Linked DNA regions of Homo sapiens: region 2 is linked to region 1. Evidence: chromatin loops called from intact Hi-C (ENCODE). Cell type or tissue: dorsolateral prefrontal cortex. All regions are shown on one strand. Each heading gives the region's core, and the rest is flanking DNA. Links, peaks and the distances in the headings are about the cores only.

Evidence for each region. Hi-C counts contacts between places; a loop is a spot of excess contacts. Peaks named below come from ENCODE experiments on the same cell type or tissue, not always from the same donor. Only the 100,000 strongest peaks of a DNase experiment are listed, where the experiment ranks them.
Region 2: a loop joins it to region 1, with 4 times the contacts of the local background. A loop is called at or near these places in 47 of 110 quality-filtered maps.

The regions. Positions count from the first base shown.
Region 1 is chr17:51,532,399-51,540,454 of GRCh38, reverse strand. No RefSeq gene overlaps it. Among named protein-coding and RNA genes, the nearest start is that of LINC02073, 100 kb to the right of the region's middle. In dorsolateral prefrontal cortex, for the core only: CTCF peaks have their summits at 4,227 and 4,426 (motif pointing right); no DNase peak of the experiment used is centred there.
Region 2 is chr17:51,294,557-51,302,612 of GRCh38, reverse strand. It overlaps UTP18 (UTP18 small subunit processome component), which reads right to left. Exons shown (of 14, transcript NM_016001.3): 13 at 5,610-5,648; 14 at 4,680-4,831. The coding sequence ends at 5,624. Among named protein-coding and RNA genes, the nearest start is that of LINC02071, 37 kb to the left of the region's middle. In dorsolateral prefrontal cortex, for the core only: CTCF peaks have their summits at 3,425 and 3,630; no DNase peak of the experiment used is centred there; H3K27ac peaks cover 868 bases.

The sequences.
Region 1 (8,056 bases), core at 1,400-6,399:
TCCAGGAAGTCTAACCACAAGATGGCACAAGTCACCAATTGCATTCATGCTTTCATCAATGGACACAGAGTGCCTACTGTGTTTTAAGAACTAGGACTACAAAGACAAACTGCACACACTGTGCAAGGGACGTGCTTCCAGGAGGCGGCACCCTACAGCCATCAAACCCTCTGGGGCCCGCATAATGTTGTGTTCCCTTCAATTCCTACCGCACGGAGTCACCCCAGGTTCTTTCAGAGACGAGGAGAATGCCCCTTGCCCAAGGCTCTGTCTTAGGTTGTCACCAGGCCTGATGCCACTCTGCTTCCCAAATCCCATGAGATCCTAGTGCAAACAGTCCCTTTCCCACAAACTGACAGCTCTCTGATTCCAGAAGGCTCAGAGTGGGTCCACGGGGCCACCCTAGAGACAACACCATCTCTCTTCTTCACAGGGCTGGGACTTGCCTTGGGCACAATTTTAAAGGGGTGCCAAAAAACTTCACAATCAAGATAAAGAATATTTTAATGCAACATTTTTTAAAAATCAAAATGAATGCAAAGAATCCCGAGATGAACAAAACATCATAACTTGAAATAAAAATAGGATCAGTGTTACTGAATTGTCCTTTTGCCTCAGGCTTAAAGATGGCTTGGCATGACACTGTTCTTGACCCTTTATTCATTTGAAATGTTGATGTTTTGTTCGTTGTGATATGTTGTATTCATATTTGCATTTCAACTGTTTTTCCACTGCATTACAATATAATTACTGAGTTCTTGGGCACCCCTTTAAGTTTGGGCCTGAGACAAGTGCCTTACTCACCTCACCTCAGTCCAGGCTTTACTTCTCCATTTCATTCCCTCTACCCTCAGCAGCCTGCAGCGACTTAGACCTGCAGCAATGCCTCCCAACAGATAATTAAGGACCCACCTGGTCGTCAAAGAGAGAGCAGTATCAATCATCCCAGGCTCATACCTTTGAGACCAGGGGAGTGGGGGCATCTGTTAGGAACTGAACGTTTGTGTACCTAACCACAACAAATTCATATGTGGACATTCTAACTTTCCATGTAAAAGTACTAGGAGGTGGGGACTTGGGAGGTGTATTAGTCTGTTCTCACACTGCTAATAAAGACATACCTGAGACTGGGTAATTTATAAAGGAAGAGGTTTAATGGACTCACAGTTCCACATGGCTGGGGAGGCCTCACAATCATGGCAGCAGGCCAGAGAACATGTGCAGGGGAACTCCCCTTTATAAAACCAGCAGATCTCATGAGACTTATTCACTGTCACAAGAACAGCATGGGAAAGACCCACCCCCATATTTCAATTATCTCCCACCAGGTCCCTCCCATGGCACGTGGGGATTACGGGAGCTACAATTCAAGATGAGATTTGGGTGGGGACACAGCTAAACTGTATCAAGAGGTGATTAGGTCATGAGAGTGGAGCCCTCATGAACAGGATTAGTGCCCTCATAAGAGCTTTCTTTCTCTCTCCCCCTCTCCCCGACCCTCTCTCCCTCTCCCTCATGTCTACCCCACCCCATGTGAAAATACAATGAGAAGGCAGCCATGTGCAACCTAGAAGAGGAAGCTCATCAGAATTACACCATGCTGGCACCCTGATCTTGGACTTCCAGCCTCCAGAGCTGTAAGAAGTAAATTTCTGTTTTTTATAAGCCACCCAGTCTATGGTGCTTTGCTGCAGCAGCCTGAACTGGCAAAAACAGTCTCTCTCCCTATGCTCCTGCCCATCTCTCCCACCAGCCTGCAAGCACTTACAGAAAGGCTCTGTGCTGCTTCCTTGGTGTCTGTATCCTGGGCCCCTAGCACAGCACCTACAATAGGGCAGGGTCTCAAGCAGTGTTGCCAAACTCACTTTAATCCCTCTAAGAGTCCCTGCGAGAAATATAAACAAGTATATTTACTTCCACACCCTCTCATTTGCCTCACGTGAAGTTTTATCCAGTTTTATAATTTTCTTCTTCCTTTTCTTCAATCCAGGCTTCTTGGAGAGGTTAAGCTGCTTTTTAATCAAATACATTTCCCTTGCAACCTGTTCCTCACATCTCTATCTGGCAGGTCACAGACTCTTGCCTGTAATTACCCCCTATTTTCAGCTTTGCCGCCTAAGCTTTCACTGTGGAGTTCATCCCCTGCGGGTAATTTTCAGCTGTTTTGTGAGCTCAAACGAATCCCCACCCCAGCCTTCAACAACTCTCATAGACACTTCACCGTTCACTATTTTATTTCCTTAATTGGATTTTAATTTGTTTCACTAAACCCAGATTTACTTGAAAATTTCTCATCCCATGTTGAAATTGCAAATTGAAATGACACATACCTTGCCAAAGGAAGAGGGAACAGGATGTAGGTCAGGAAAATTACAAAGGGCAGAAAGAGAGCCAAAAGAAAGAAGGTCAGGCTGGGCGCAGTGGCTCAGTCCTGTAATCCCAGCACTTTGGGAGGCCGAGGTGGGTGGATCACGAAGTCAGGAGTTCAAGACCAGCCTGGCCAACATGGTGAAGCCCTGTCTCTACTAAAAATACAAAAATTAGCCGAGCATGGTGGCACACACCTGTAATCCCAGCTACTCAGGAGGCTGAGACAGGAGAATCACTTGAACCTGGGAGGCAGAGGTTGCAGTGAGCCAAGATCACATCACTGTGCTCCAGCCTGGGCAACAGAGTGAGACTCTGTCTCAAAAAAAAAAAAGAAGGCCAAATGGACCCGGTTTTGGTTCACAAAACCATCTAACTTGTGAGTATAACAAGACCACCTCATGGCCATTTTACAATGTTACATTCCCAGAAACTTCCAAACTGAGATTCAAAAGATGCACACACTGAAAAATAAGTCTTTATTTTGCTGATCGCTATGTCTCTCACTACTACCCTTTCTTGGTAAATCAGTAACTATTCTTTAGCTTCTCTTTGATCCTCCCCATTCTTTATCCTAAGCAACACAGCAAGGCCCAGGAGCTACGCAGGTGATTTGAGGATCCCCCCAGAAAACAATGGAGAGGGCAACGCTATGAGCACTTAGACACTGTATTACTTGTTCCTCTGTCACACACCCATTGCCTCTGAATCCATTTCAAGGCGAATCTGTGGCAGGTACCTTAGTTCAAGTGGACAGAATAACAGCATCTCCCTTTCGGCCTGAGGGACACACAGAGTGGAGATTGGGATGGAGCTGGTATACAGGATAAGGGCAGCTGTTCAGTAGGACTGACTCATTGTGTGCAGGGCTCCCAAACCCTGGCTTTTGAGAAAGTGCCGCTAGGTGCCAACTCATACCTGCATCCTGACTCAACTTCAGCACATCTTTAGGAATAGATATCCTAAGCTAACTTATAACCCGGTATATTAGTCCATTCTCACATTGCTATAAAGAACTACCTGAGACCAGGTAACTTATAAAGAAGAGGTTTAATTGGCTCACGGTTCTGCAGGCTGTACGGGAAGCCTGGCTGGGAAGTCCTCAGGAAACTCACAATCATGGCAGAAGGCAAAGGGGAATCAGACACGTCCTACATGACTGGAGCAGGAGGAAGACAGCAAAGGGGTAGGTGCTACACACTTTAAACAACCAGATCTCATGAGAACTCACTCACTATCGCGAGAATAGCAAGGGGGCTGTCCATCCCCATGATCCAATCACCTCCCACCAGGCCCCTCCTCCAACACTGGGGATGACAATTAGACATGAGATTTAGGTGGGGACACAAATGCAAATCGTATCACCTGGCTTCTATGCGTTCCCTGCCCCTGGGTTAGTGTTTCCAAACTTCCCTGATGATAAGCATCACCTGGGTACTTGTTATAATTGTGAATTCCAGCCCCATTCCAGACCCATTAATTGAGAATCACCTGTAGAAGGGTCCGGGGAGCTGTATAATCAGCCCCAGGGGATTCTGTTTTGTTCGGTTGGTTGGTTGGGGGGGAATTTTTTTGTTTTGTTTTTTGTTGTTTGTTATTTGTTTGTTTTGACAGATCAGAGTCTTACTCTATTGTTGAGGCTGGATTGCAGTGGCTCAATCATCGCTCGCTACAGTCTTGAACTCCTGGTCTCAAGTGATTCTCCTGCCTCAGCCTCCTGAGTAGCTGAGACTACAGGCACATGCCACCACACTCAGCCAATTTTTAAAAATTAGTTTTTGTAGAGACAACTTCTCACTATGTCACCCAGGCTGGTATCAAACCATCCTCCTGCCTTGGCCTCCCAAAGTGCTGGGATTACAGGTGTGAGCCACCACACTCAGCCCCTAGGGGTCTGAGAATTAAAACTGGGAAATTGATGATGCCTGGTCCCTCCCTCAGAAATCCTGGGCAGGGTTTCTCAACCTTGATATTATTGACATTTTGAGCCGAACAATTTTTTGAAGGGCTGTCCTCTACACTGAAGGAAGCTTAGCATCCCTGATCTCTACCCACTAGATGGCAGTAGTACCTGCAACCCAGTTATAACAACCAAAACTACCTCCAAACATTGGCAAATATTAGGAAGTGTAGGGCAAAATCCACATGGTTGAAACCCACTAGTCTAGGGTGTGGCCTGAGCACTGTAGGTTTTTTAAAGCCCTCCGGATGATTCAATGTGCAGCCAAAGTGCTTTAGCACTTCTAAAACTGTAATGTGCATGAAAATCACCTGTGGGTTTGTGAAACTGCAGTTTCTGATTCTGCAGGTCTGCATAGGGCCTGAGAGTCTGCATTCCTAACAGGCCCCCAGGGAACACTGATGTTGCTCACTGGCACTTTGAGAAGCAAAGCTAAACATCATCCTTTAATGGGGCCAGTCACAAGGGTTATTTTATCCAACTGTTATAGCAAACTAGTTTTCCCCTGAGTCAAAAAATACGAGATCACCATAATGCAAGGGTGGAACTTATAAACAAGGTCCATGGAGTGGGGAGGATACTGACAGGTTGCCCACCATTCAATCTCCTAGAGAAATTATTTGCAGAAAAAGCTACCTGCACAGGTTCTCCTGTGTACCGCACCATTAACCCTGAGGACCACAAATCAGCCATTGGTCTGGAGGCTCTCCACGGATGACAAGAATCACCTGACTCCCTCCAGGGGCGAGAGAAGGGCAGGGGTGGGTGGAGCCCAGCCATAGATGACCCTGATCTTCCTGTGTCAGTCGATGTAAGAGCAATCCTTTGCCCAGATAATTCTTGTTTGCTTGTTTGAGATGGAGTCTCGCTCTGTCACCCAGGCTGGAGTGCAGTGGCACGATTTTGGCTCACTGCACCCTCCGTCTCCTGGGTTCAAGCGATTCTCCTGCCTCCGCCTTCTGAGTAGCTGGAATTACAGGCGCCCACCACCATGCCTGGCTAACTTTTGTATTTTTTTTTAGTAGAGACGAGGTTTCACCATGTTGGCCAGGCTGATCTCGAATTCCTGACCTCAAGTGATCCACCCACCTCAGCCTCCCAAAGTGCTGGTATTACAGGTGTGAGCCACTGTGCCCAGCTTTGCCCAGATAATTCTCTTCCTCCCTTAAAAATATGCTTTCTGGGGACAGAAAATGGAATGTAACAAAGAGTTCTTTGGTGGAGACTGCAAAGGAGGGACAGAAAAGAACTTGGGAGTAGTAAGTTCAAGATAAATGTCAGAATCTTCCTGTCCAACCCTTTGGACATGAGCTCTGGCCTGGTCACATGCTAGGATTCTGAAAGCCTAAAATTCTTCATTTGAAGCTTTAGGAAATCCAAGAATGGGCAGTTCTTAAAACCTTACAACAAAACCAACTTCCAAAAACCAGAACGAGTTGAAAATTTTTAGTAAATTAGCACAATAAAAGGTGCTTCCTTAACATAATAAACCAAGAGCAGCAGCATCATTTTTATCAATGAAATACTAAAGACATTCTGAGAAATGAAACAGGGATGTCCATCATCACCACCATTACTTATCTTTATCATTTATTGTTGTTATTCAGGTAATTCTAACCAGTGATTGGGAAAAGGAGAGAGAAAAAAAACAATATAAATATTGGAGGAAAGGAAAAATGTGATTACCTGGAAACCCAAAAAGGATTAACTGAAGACTTTTGATCTAATAACAGTTTGGTAAGCTGGCCAATTAAAAAATGCAAACACAGAAATCAATAGCATTTTTATGCAGGCCAAGTCTAAAAAAAAAAGCCTAATAATTTACACTCTTTCCCAACTCACTATAAAAAGTAATCCATGAGGGTTTTAAAGATATGTTCACAATTCTTTAATATGTCTCTCAAGAAGTGAGGCTTCATTTCACTCCCCCAGTCTTCTGACTTGGGTTCTCTCTCTCTCTCGCTCTCTGTCTCTCTCTCATCACTTTCTCTCTGTGTGTTTTCTGGGGAAAGCTAGCTAACATATCATGAAGACACTCGGCCTATGTAGATCCCCGCATGGCAAGTGTTTTAGTTCATTTTGTGCTGCTGTAACAGAATACCACAGATTAGGTCATGCATAGAGAACACACATTTATTTCTCACAGTTCTGGCAGCTGGAAAGTGCAAGATCAAGGTGCTGGCAGATTAGGGCCCAATCTCTCTGCTTCCAAGATGGTGCCTTGAATGCTACATCCTCTGGAGGAGAGAAACATGCATCCTTATGTAACAGAAGAGGAGGAGAGCAAACCCACTCCTGCAAGCCTTTTTTTTCTCTCCCACCACCCCCCAAGATGGAGTTTTGCTCTTGTTGCCCAGGCTGGAGTACAATGGTGCAATCTTGGCCCACTGCAACCTCTGCCTCCCGGGTTCAAGCAATTCTCCTGCCTCAGCCTCCCAAGTAGCTAGCATTACAGGCATGCGCCGCCACGCCCCTGTAATTTTGTATTTTTAGTAGAGACAGGGTTTCTCCATGTTGGTCAGGCTGGTCTCGAACTCCTGACCTCAGGTGATCCTCCTAAAGTGCTGGAATTACAGACGTCAGCCAACTCACCCAGCCCCTTGCAAGCCTTGTTACAGTGGCATTAATGCATTCCTGAGGGCAGAGCCCTGGTAACCCAAACAACTCCCATTAGGCCCCACCTCCCAATGCTGTTGCATTGGGGATTAAGCCTTCAATACATGAATGTGGAGGGGACAAAATGTTCAAACCATAGCCGCAAGAAACTAAGGCTTACCAGCAGCTTGGAAGCAGCTCCTCCCACTAATTGAATCTTGAAATGACCACAGCCTCATGAGAGATCTTGCACCAGAACCATGCAGCTAAGCTGCTCCCAGATTCCTGACTCAGAGAAACTGTGAGATAATAAATGTTGCTTTAAGATGCTAAGGTTGCAGTAATTTGTCATGTAGCAACAAATAACTAATAGAGAATGTTTTGTTGCTCAAGTGACCAAGGATCTCAGCTTGGGCGGTGCTGATCACAGTAATGGATAGACAGGCAGAGTTGGAATAATCCTAGAAATACTAGTTTGGGGTGACATTTAAAGGAGCTTGGTGCTACCCAAGGAAGAGCAGAATAGATCTGGAAGAGGTGAATGGAGAGAGAGAGAGAGATACACAGCTGGTAGGATGGGTGACCAATGATGAGGCATCTAGCCTGCTTTGCTGTGCACCATGCAATGTAATGCTCCCCTTGCACCCTTTAGTGAGTCTTCAGGAAAGATTTTAATTGTTTTTCAATTCTTTTAAATATCAGCCTTGTGTTCTGCTAAATGTGACACTGCTGAAATCTGTGTCAGTTGTGAAACCACAGCTGAAATGTGGCAGTTCAGCTTTATTTGCCTATCAACCATATCAATAATAACCAGTTGGAAATGTAATGGGAAAATGGAGGGAAATATTCCTTTGTAATGATAACCAAAAATTGCATAATGTCTAGCAATACAGCAAACATGCAGGCTTTATATGATATAAGCAATAAATTGTTACTATGGGACATACAAGCAGATTTAAATAAGAGACAATCAGTCATTCATTTAGTCAACAGACCCTTAGTTGAAAGATCAAGGCCTTAGGGAAAATAAAAGGGAAGCAATTTAAAGTGTATATATGGTTTAAATATTAATACATATTGTAAAACAGGATGAGCAAACACCGTAGAAGCTATCTCCTTCAAAACAAGCCATAG
Region 2 (8,056 bases), core at 1,206-6,205, 240 kb after region 1:
ACAGCTCAAGATGGTACCAAGCACCAATAGGAGATTTGTCAAAGGCCGGGAGGCACCTCCACTCAGAGTTCCTTTGTGGTTACCAAAATGTGAACCCTGAATATCTGAGACAGGTCTCAGTTAATTTAGAAAGTTTATTTTGCTAAAGTTGAGGACTTGCACCTGTGACACAGCCTCAGGGAGTCCCGACAACATGTGTGCCCAAGATGGTCAGGGCACAGCTTGGTTTTATACATTTTAGGGAGACATGAGACATCAATCAATATATGTTAAGAGGTACATTGGTTCTGTCCAGAAAGGCAGGACAACTTGAAGCAGGGAGGGGGCTTCCAGGTCACAGGTAGGTGAGAGAAAAACAGTAGCATTCTTTTGAGTTTCTGATTAACCTCTCCAAAGGAGGCAATCAGATGTGCATTTATCTCAGTGAGCACAGGGATGACTTTGAATAGAATGGGAGGCAGGTTTGTTCTAACCAGTTCCTGGCTTGACTTTTCCCTTTAGCTTAGTGATTTGGGGGCCCCAAAATGTATTTTCCTTACATGCCTCTGTCCCCCTAAAATATCTAAAATCAAGCTATAACCCAACCACCTTGGGCACATGTTCTCAGGATCTCTTGAGAGTCTGCATCGGGCCTTGGTCACTCATATTTGGCTCAGAATAATTCCCTCAAATATTTTATGGAATTTGACTCTGTCGCCAACTTTTTGTTCTGTCTGTAATCAAGTCAGATTTTTTAAGTTTATAGAATTTTGATACAGGCGTGCAATGTGTAAGAATTGCATCATGGGGCTGGGCACGGTGGCTCACGCCTGTAATCCCAGCACTTTGGGAGGCCGAGGTGGGTGGATCACCTGAGGTCAGGAGTTCCAGACCAGCCTGACCCATATGGTAAAACCCCATCTCTACTAAAAATACATGTGGTGGGGGGCGCCTGTAATCCCAGCTACTCGGGAGGCTGAAGCAGGAGGATCACTTGAACCTGGGAGGCGGAGGTTGCAGTGAGCCAAGATTGTGCCACTGCACTCCAGCCTGGGCGACAGAGCAAGACTCTGTCAAAAAAAATAAAAATAAAACATGGCAAGTGGGCTATCAATCCCCTCAAGTTTTTATCCTTTGTTACAAACAATCCAATTACACTGTTATTTTAGAATGTACAATTAAGTTATTACTGACTATAGTCACTTTGTCACTTTGTTGTGCCATTAAATACTAGGTCTTACTCATTACAGAGAAAAATTGGAAACATAATGCTTTGAACCAGTCTTTGTAGCAGGGATTGGGCTAGAGAAAAAACTCAAGTTTAAAGTCAGTCTAAACTACCTAGCTTATGTGACAGTTAATGGAGAAGCTTTAACATTATAGGGAACATAAAAAGTGTTTGGGAACAGTGGAGGACAGGGTGTGGAAATGTGTCAAGTTTGGCATGGCAGCCAGGCACCCAGGCCAGTGGTCCTTTAATAAGAAATGTACATTGAGGTGAGAACGGTGGCTCACGTCTATAATCCCATCACTTTGGGAAGTTGAGGCAGGCAACTGCTTGAGCCCAGGAGTTCCAAGACCAGCCTGGGCAGTATGGAGAAACCCTATCTCTACTAAAAATATAAAAATTAGATGGGCGTGGTGGGGTGCCTCTGTAGTACCAGCTACTCGGGAGGCTGAGGTGGGAGGATCACTTGAACCTGGGAGATTGAGGCTGCAGTGAGCCATGATCATGCCACTGTACTCCAGCCTGGGTGACAGAGCAAGACCCTGTCTCAAAAGAAAAAAAAGAAATGTACATTGAATGTACCAATGTAAACATATCTGTTTATGGCCGGGTGCAGTGGCTCACGCCTGTAATCCCAGCACTTTGGGAGGCTGAGGCAGGTGGATCACCTGAGGTCAGGAGTTCGAGACCAGCCTGGCCAACATGGCAAAACCCCGTCTCTACTAAAAATACAAAAATTTAGCCGGGCGTGGTGGTGGATGCCTGTAATCCCAGCTACTCTGGAGGCTGGGGCAGGAGAATCTCTTGAATCAGGAGGCAGAGGTTGCAGTGAGCCGAGATCACAACATTGCACTCCAGCCTGGGTAACAAGAGCAAAACTCCGTCTCAAAAACAAAAACAAAACAAAAAACCCTATCTGTTTCTAAGTTATCTCTATGATCTACAGTATGAATACATTATGTAACAAGAATACTTTTTTTTTTGAGACGGAGTGTCACTGTGTTGCCAGGCTGGAGTGCAGTGGCATGAACTTGGCTCACTGTAACCTCCGCCTCCCGGGTTCAAGTGATTCTCCTGCCTCAGCCTCCCGAGTAACTGGGACAAAAATACTTTTTACACAGCATAGAAGTTCTAGTATTTCCTTCCCACAATCTAAAGGGCTGTATCTCATACCCTTAAGAGTATGCAAACCCTGCTTTGTGGACCACTGATCTATGTCAAAATGATGGCTTTGGGACCAAGATGCTCAATCTCTTGAAACTTCAATTTACTTTCCTGTAAAATGACAATGTTATTTTCCTCACAGAGGAACGAGAATTATATGAGATTCTATGTATGTATTACTGATGTCAGCACAATTACAGCACCAGGGGGTCGGAAAGGCTATCCACATCCCCACAGCCTACCTTCTCCGCCAGCCTCCATTTCCTCCAGTTTAAAAGAATGGAAAATGCTTTGTTTCTTGTGTAATGACTTTGCAGATGCATTTAAGTATCATCCCAAGTAGCTTAAGAACTCTTCGAAGCTGTGAGCCAGCACCTGACTTCATGGGCATTTGCTTGCCTCCATCCCATCCTCAAACTGGAGGTGCAGATATGCCTACAAACCCTTCAGCTGGTCAGCTTATAACAGGTTACATATCCGTACCAGAAACACACACATACGCACACACTTAACGTCCATCGGTAAGGCAAATGACTTTTCACCTGGACTTTGTTTAAACAGAGGAAACGTCTTCGTAAGACTAATCATTCTTCGGTTCACTAACTATTAGTGAGGATGTGGGGGAGAGATGAATGGGATACATCAAAGATTTCAACTTGTCGATTTATCAAAGTATACCCAAGTACATCCTGTGTGGCTCTGGATGGCAAAATATCACCTCACAGCTCAAGATGGTTCCCCCCAAAACAGAGAGACATGAGCCACTTTCATGCTGTCACAGCAACTGCCAAAAGAGCATCTGTAAAGAATTTCATGGCTATGGATCTCATTTCCTTGAAGAATTAGCTTGGCACTGGTTACAAGGAGACGCAATGAAAGTCTGACTCGAATCCCTAACTCTCATTGAGGGGGAAAAAATATTAAACATTACAATACAAGACACAGGATTAGTAGCACCTCTGTAGAACAAATAGCACATCTGTCTATCTTGGAGATTAGAACTGGATTCTTTATTCTGCTCCTAGTAGTGTATAAAAATGATCTAGAGAGTTTAACAAAGAACAGTTAAAATTTAGACTCTGCTTCCATCATTTTCTGTAGGATAAGTTCCTATAAACTGTCACACTTCTGGGAACTGAAAACCATACGCAAAATAAGCACATATAAGGCTTGGTGTCCATTTCTGAAACAATTTTGCTGAAGCTAAGGACAAGGTGACAGCAAAAAGCTCCAAAAGCCTTGCCTTCAACTATTCATGTGATCCAATGCTGCCCTCTAGCAATGGGAGAGAGAAATAGCACTAACAATCCCACTGGTTTCAGGAATTCAAGGTTTTAGCATTAATAGTATTTACTATGGAAAAAGTTGCTGAAAAAGGAGGAAGTAGGGGAAGGGTCTCCACAATTAGATTGCAACAGTCCATCTCAACAGAAAATGTTCTTTTAGAAAGACACTGGGATAAGTTAACACAACCCATACCTATTGGACTGCTCTATGTCCTACGTCCTCTCCAGCTGACCCAGGAGAGCCTTGAAGACACGAAGGGACTCTCCACTGACCTGGAACCTATTACTTCACCGGGCAAAGCTACTTTCTGTTGCTGAAAAAACTCCCTCCTCCGCCGACTTCTCTCTTCCATGTTTTAGTAGAGGGTGGGGCTAAAAGCTATTAGACCTAACTTGATACTTCTCGTAACACCCGCCCAACCCCTTTAATACTTCCTAAATGCACGATATGGTGTCAGTTCTTCCTAAGAAATGTAAGGACTGGTCTCAAGCAAGGTTATATTATGATAAGAGAACTATGGAGCCAGCTGCCAACCTTGAAATACAAATTAAACATTTAAGTTGGCATAATGAACATTTCCAGGAAGGGCAGTGGCTAATAATCTGTAGGACAAGGCTACCAGGTTTACTATGGCTCCTCTTCAAATGACAATGACAAAGATTTGAAGTAATAAGGCCAGAAAAGCCTTTTCATTTCCAAAATCATCTTTCCTGGAAGACTTGGAAGTTCAAACTTCACTACGTGAGATTTCACTGCTCTCATATCAAGCCGACTGACCTCCATAGCTCAAGAGACTACCTGTTAGCTGATCCCCTAAAGCATGGAGGATCGATTCAGGAAGGGGGATCTATTCAGGAAGAGATCTATGCATCAGGGTTAGCTGTATGAGAAGTATGAGAAAATCTGCTTATATTATTTTTGGCTACAGACAGGTGTTTCCAATTTCTCATGTTTAGTCTTAAATGCATCCAAGTTTGTGTGTGTGTGTGTTGGGGGTGGAGGGAAGAACCAGATACACTTATTTTCAAACAAAAGCTGCCACATGTTTATTAAGACATTACTGGCTCTTAAGCACAGCTGGATCTATAAATCATTTTCCATATATTATCACATATTCAGGAAAGTTTCTGAGATGATATATCAAGACAGGCTTCTCTTGTGACTCAACTGGACCTGAGGAAAGAACAAAAGAAATTACATACCTGATTTATAGCTGCTGGTCATCAACAGACACGTACTGGCAATGTAATCTTTTGAGACAGGAGAGCTAAACTGCTTTCCCCTCCTTGCTAAAGCTTTGCCCAAAATGCCTGTACCTTTAAAAATCCTTTGTCCTAATTAAATCTATCTGCATTCTCAAAGTCCCTCAACATTCATTAATCTCTGAGGAGACCAAACAGTCAACTGTGATGAAGAGGCCAATTGCAAAGCTCAATCTCAGAACCACCACATCTCAGGCCTGAAAGGACACCATGAGAAGGGAAGGATGTTCTATGGTTTTAAATATTGGGCAGCAGAACTAATGGCCAGCCCCATTATCTAGCTCTGTGAAACAGAGCAAGCTGCTAATCTCTCAAGAAACATATATATAATAAGAGGATTCAAGCTCATACAAGCTATAGCTATATCTGAAGACCCATCTCTCTGTGTTATTAAGTCTTTTGTGGATTAAACATGTTCAGTAATTACAATTTTGATGAGAATTATTGAATGCAACATTAGAGATCAGACCTCAGAAGAACCGAGCCAGATTGCTGTGATTTGGGATAAGAAAGGAGGGTCCAACTTCAGCTAGACAGTTCCTGATCTACTTCCAACCCACCCCTCTAAATAAAGATGCAGTAACTTAGGGGTAGAGAAACAAAGCTCAGCTAATGTGCTGCTTCCACCAACTGACAGCAATGGGTGTATCTTAAAACCTGCAGAATTTGTAAGAAAAGGGTTTTCTTACTTCAAATAGTCTCTTTAGAAGTCTGAGTAATGGTGCAACCTGGAAAAGTAAAAAATAAGTCATCTGAACAACTTTGTAATTACCCACAGTGTTTTCAATTAGATCACAGAAGGGCACTTAGGAAGATTTTAGTGGGAAAAATATGTAATCACAATCATTCACACCAGGCAGTTAGGTTCAGACTCCTCAATCTGACATTCTGGAGGATCTGAACGCCTCAGATTTTAGGTAACATGAGTAGGCTTACTCCAAAGTTTCACATGGGGGGTCTATGAAATACCTGATCAGACATAAACAATAAAAATGTCATCAGTCAATTCCAGTCACTGGTATAGCTAGAAACAGTGTCATTCTAAAGAGCAATGCTCTGGTGGAAAATCTAATGGCCTTTGGGTCTTAGAGAAAAAAAAATTTCACTTATAAAAATACCAAAGGATTTGGAAGAAAATTCTAAGTGCAATAAGAATCTGCATCCTTTTATAAAATACAAACTGAAACAGAACCACTCCAAATCTGATCTGAAATGAGACTGATGAAATTATCCTGGTATAACCTGTTTTCCTTTCAAAGTAAGTAGAACTGTAAACCACATTATTGTCTGGTATATTCTCCTTTCACAACTATTTCCTCAAAACCAATTTACATTCCTCCTTTTCTTCACTCCAGATTTTAGTCCGTTTTGAAAGCAGGAATTCCCTAAAGCATACAAACATAAACACAGGGTTCTATGTAGCATTCACTACCAACACAAGGAGCAAGGCAAGAGGGCTGTGATTTACATCACAAGTTTTCTACTGAAAGCTCTTTAGTTCTCCCTAAAGATCCACCTTGTCACCTATATCTTCTAGCAATGATGCAATTAGGTTTTGTTTGTTCCTGTTTTATAGCCAAGTATGTTGGGTACAGAAAAGAACCTGGACAGCGCATATAAGTTTTGGTTATCTTTGTGGTTAACACCCTTATTTACAGCTTACAGCTACAGGGAAAGAAACACCTTTTAAAAAGAAATCAATTAAATCTAGTGGAGTAAACTGAATTATTAAATCAGCAAAAGCTAATCTAAACATAAGGCACGAAGAAAGTGGAAATATTATTAAAGTGGCTTTTTCTCAATTTGACATTCTCAAAATAGTGCTTTCCAAAAAATATATATATTCCCCAGGTGAAGTTTCCTGCTAGTGACATTTTATGGTAGAAAATTACCCAAAGTACTGCCCAAGGTTATTTATAGATTCAATGCCATCCCCATCAAGCTACCAATGACTTTCTTCACAGAATTGGAAAAAACTACTTTAAAGTTCATATGGAACCAAAAAAGAGCCCGCATAGCCAAGTCAATCCTAAGCCAAAAGAACAAAGCTGGAGGCATCATGCTACCTGACTTCAAACTATACTACAAGGCTACAGTAACCAAAACAGCAGGGTACTGGTACCAAAACAGAGATATAGACCAATGGAACAGAACAGAGGCCTCAGAAATAATGCTGCATATCTACAACCATCTGATCTTTGACAAACCTGACAAAAACAAAAAATGGGGAAAGGATTGCCTATTTAATAAATGGTGCTGGGAAAACTGGCTAGCCATATGTAGAAAGCTGAAACTGGGTCCCTTCCTTACACCTTATACAAAAATTAATTCAAGATGGATTAAAGACTTACATGTTAGACCTAAAACCATAAAAACCCTAGAAGAAAACCTAGGCAATACCATTCAGGACATAGGCATGGGCAAGGACTTCATGTCTAAAACACCAAAAGCAATGGCAACAAAAGCCAAAATTGACAAATGGGATCTAATTAAACTAAAGAGTTTCTGCACAGCAAAAGAAACTACCATCAGAGTAAACAGGCAACCTACAAAATGGGAGAAAATTGTCGCAACCTACTCATCTGACAAAGGGCTAATATCCACAATCTACAATGAACTCAAACAAATTTACAAGAAAAAAACAACCCCATCAAAAAGTGGGCGAAGGATATGAACAGACACTTCTCAAAAGAAGACATTTATGCAGCCAAAAAACACATGAAAAAATGCTCATCATCACTGGCCATCAGAGAAATGCAAATAAAAACCACAATAAGATACCATCACACACCAGTTAGAATGGCGATCATTAAAAAGTCAGGAAACAACAGGTGCTGGAGAGGATGTGGAGAAATAGGAACACTTTTACACTGTTGGTGGGACTGTAAACTAGTTCAACCATTGTGGAAGTCAGTGTGGCGATTCCTCAGGGATCTAGAACTAGAAATACCATTTGACCCAGCCATCCCATTACTGGGTATATACCCAAAGGATTATAAATCATGCTGCTATAAAGACACATGCACATGTATGTTTATTGATGCGGCACTATTCACAATAGAAAAGACTTGGAACCAACTCAAATGTCCAACAATGATAGACTGGATTAAGAAAATGTGGCACATATACACCATGG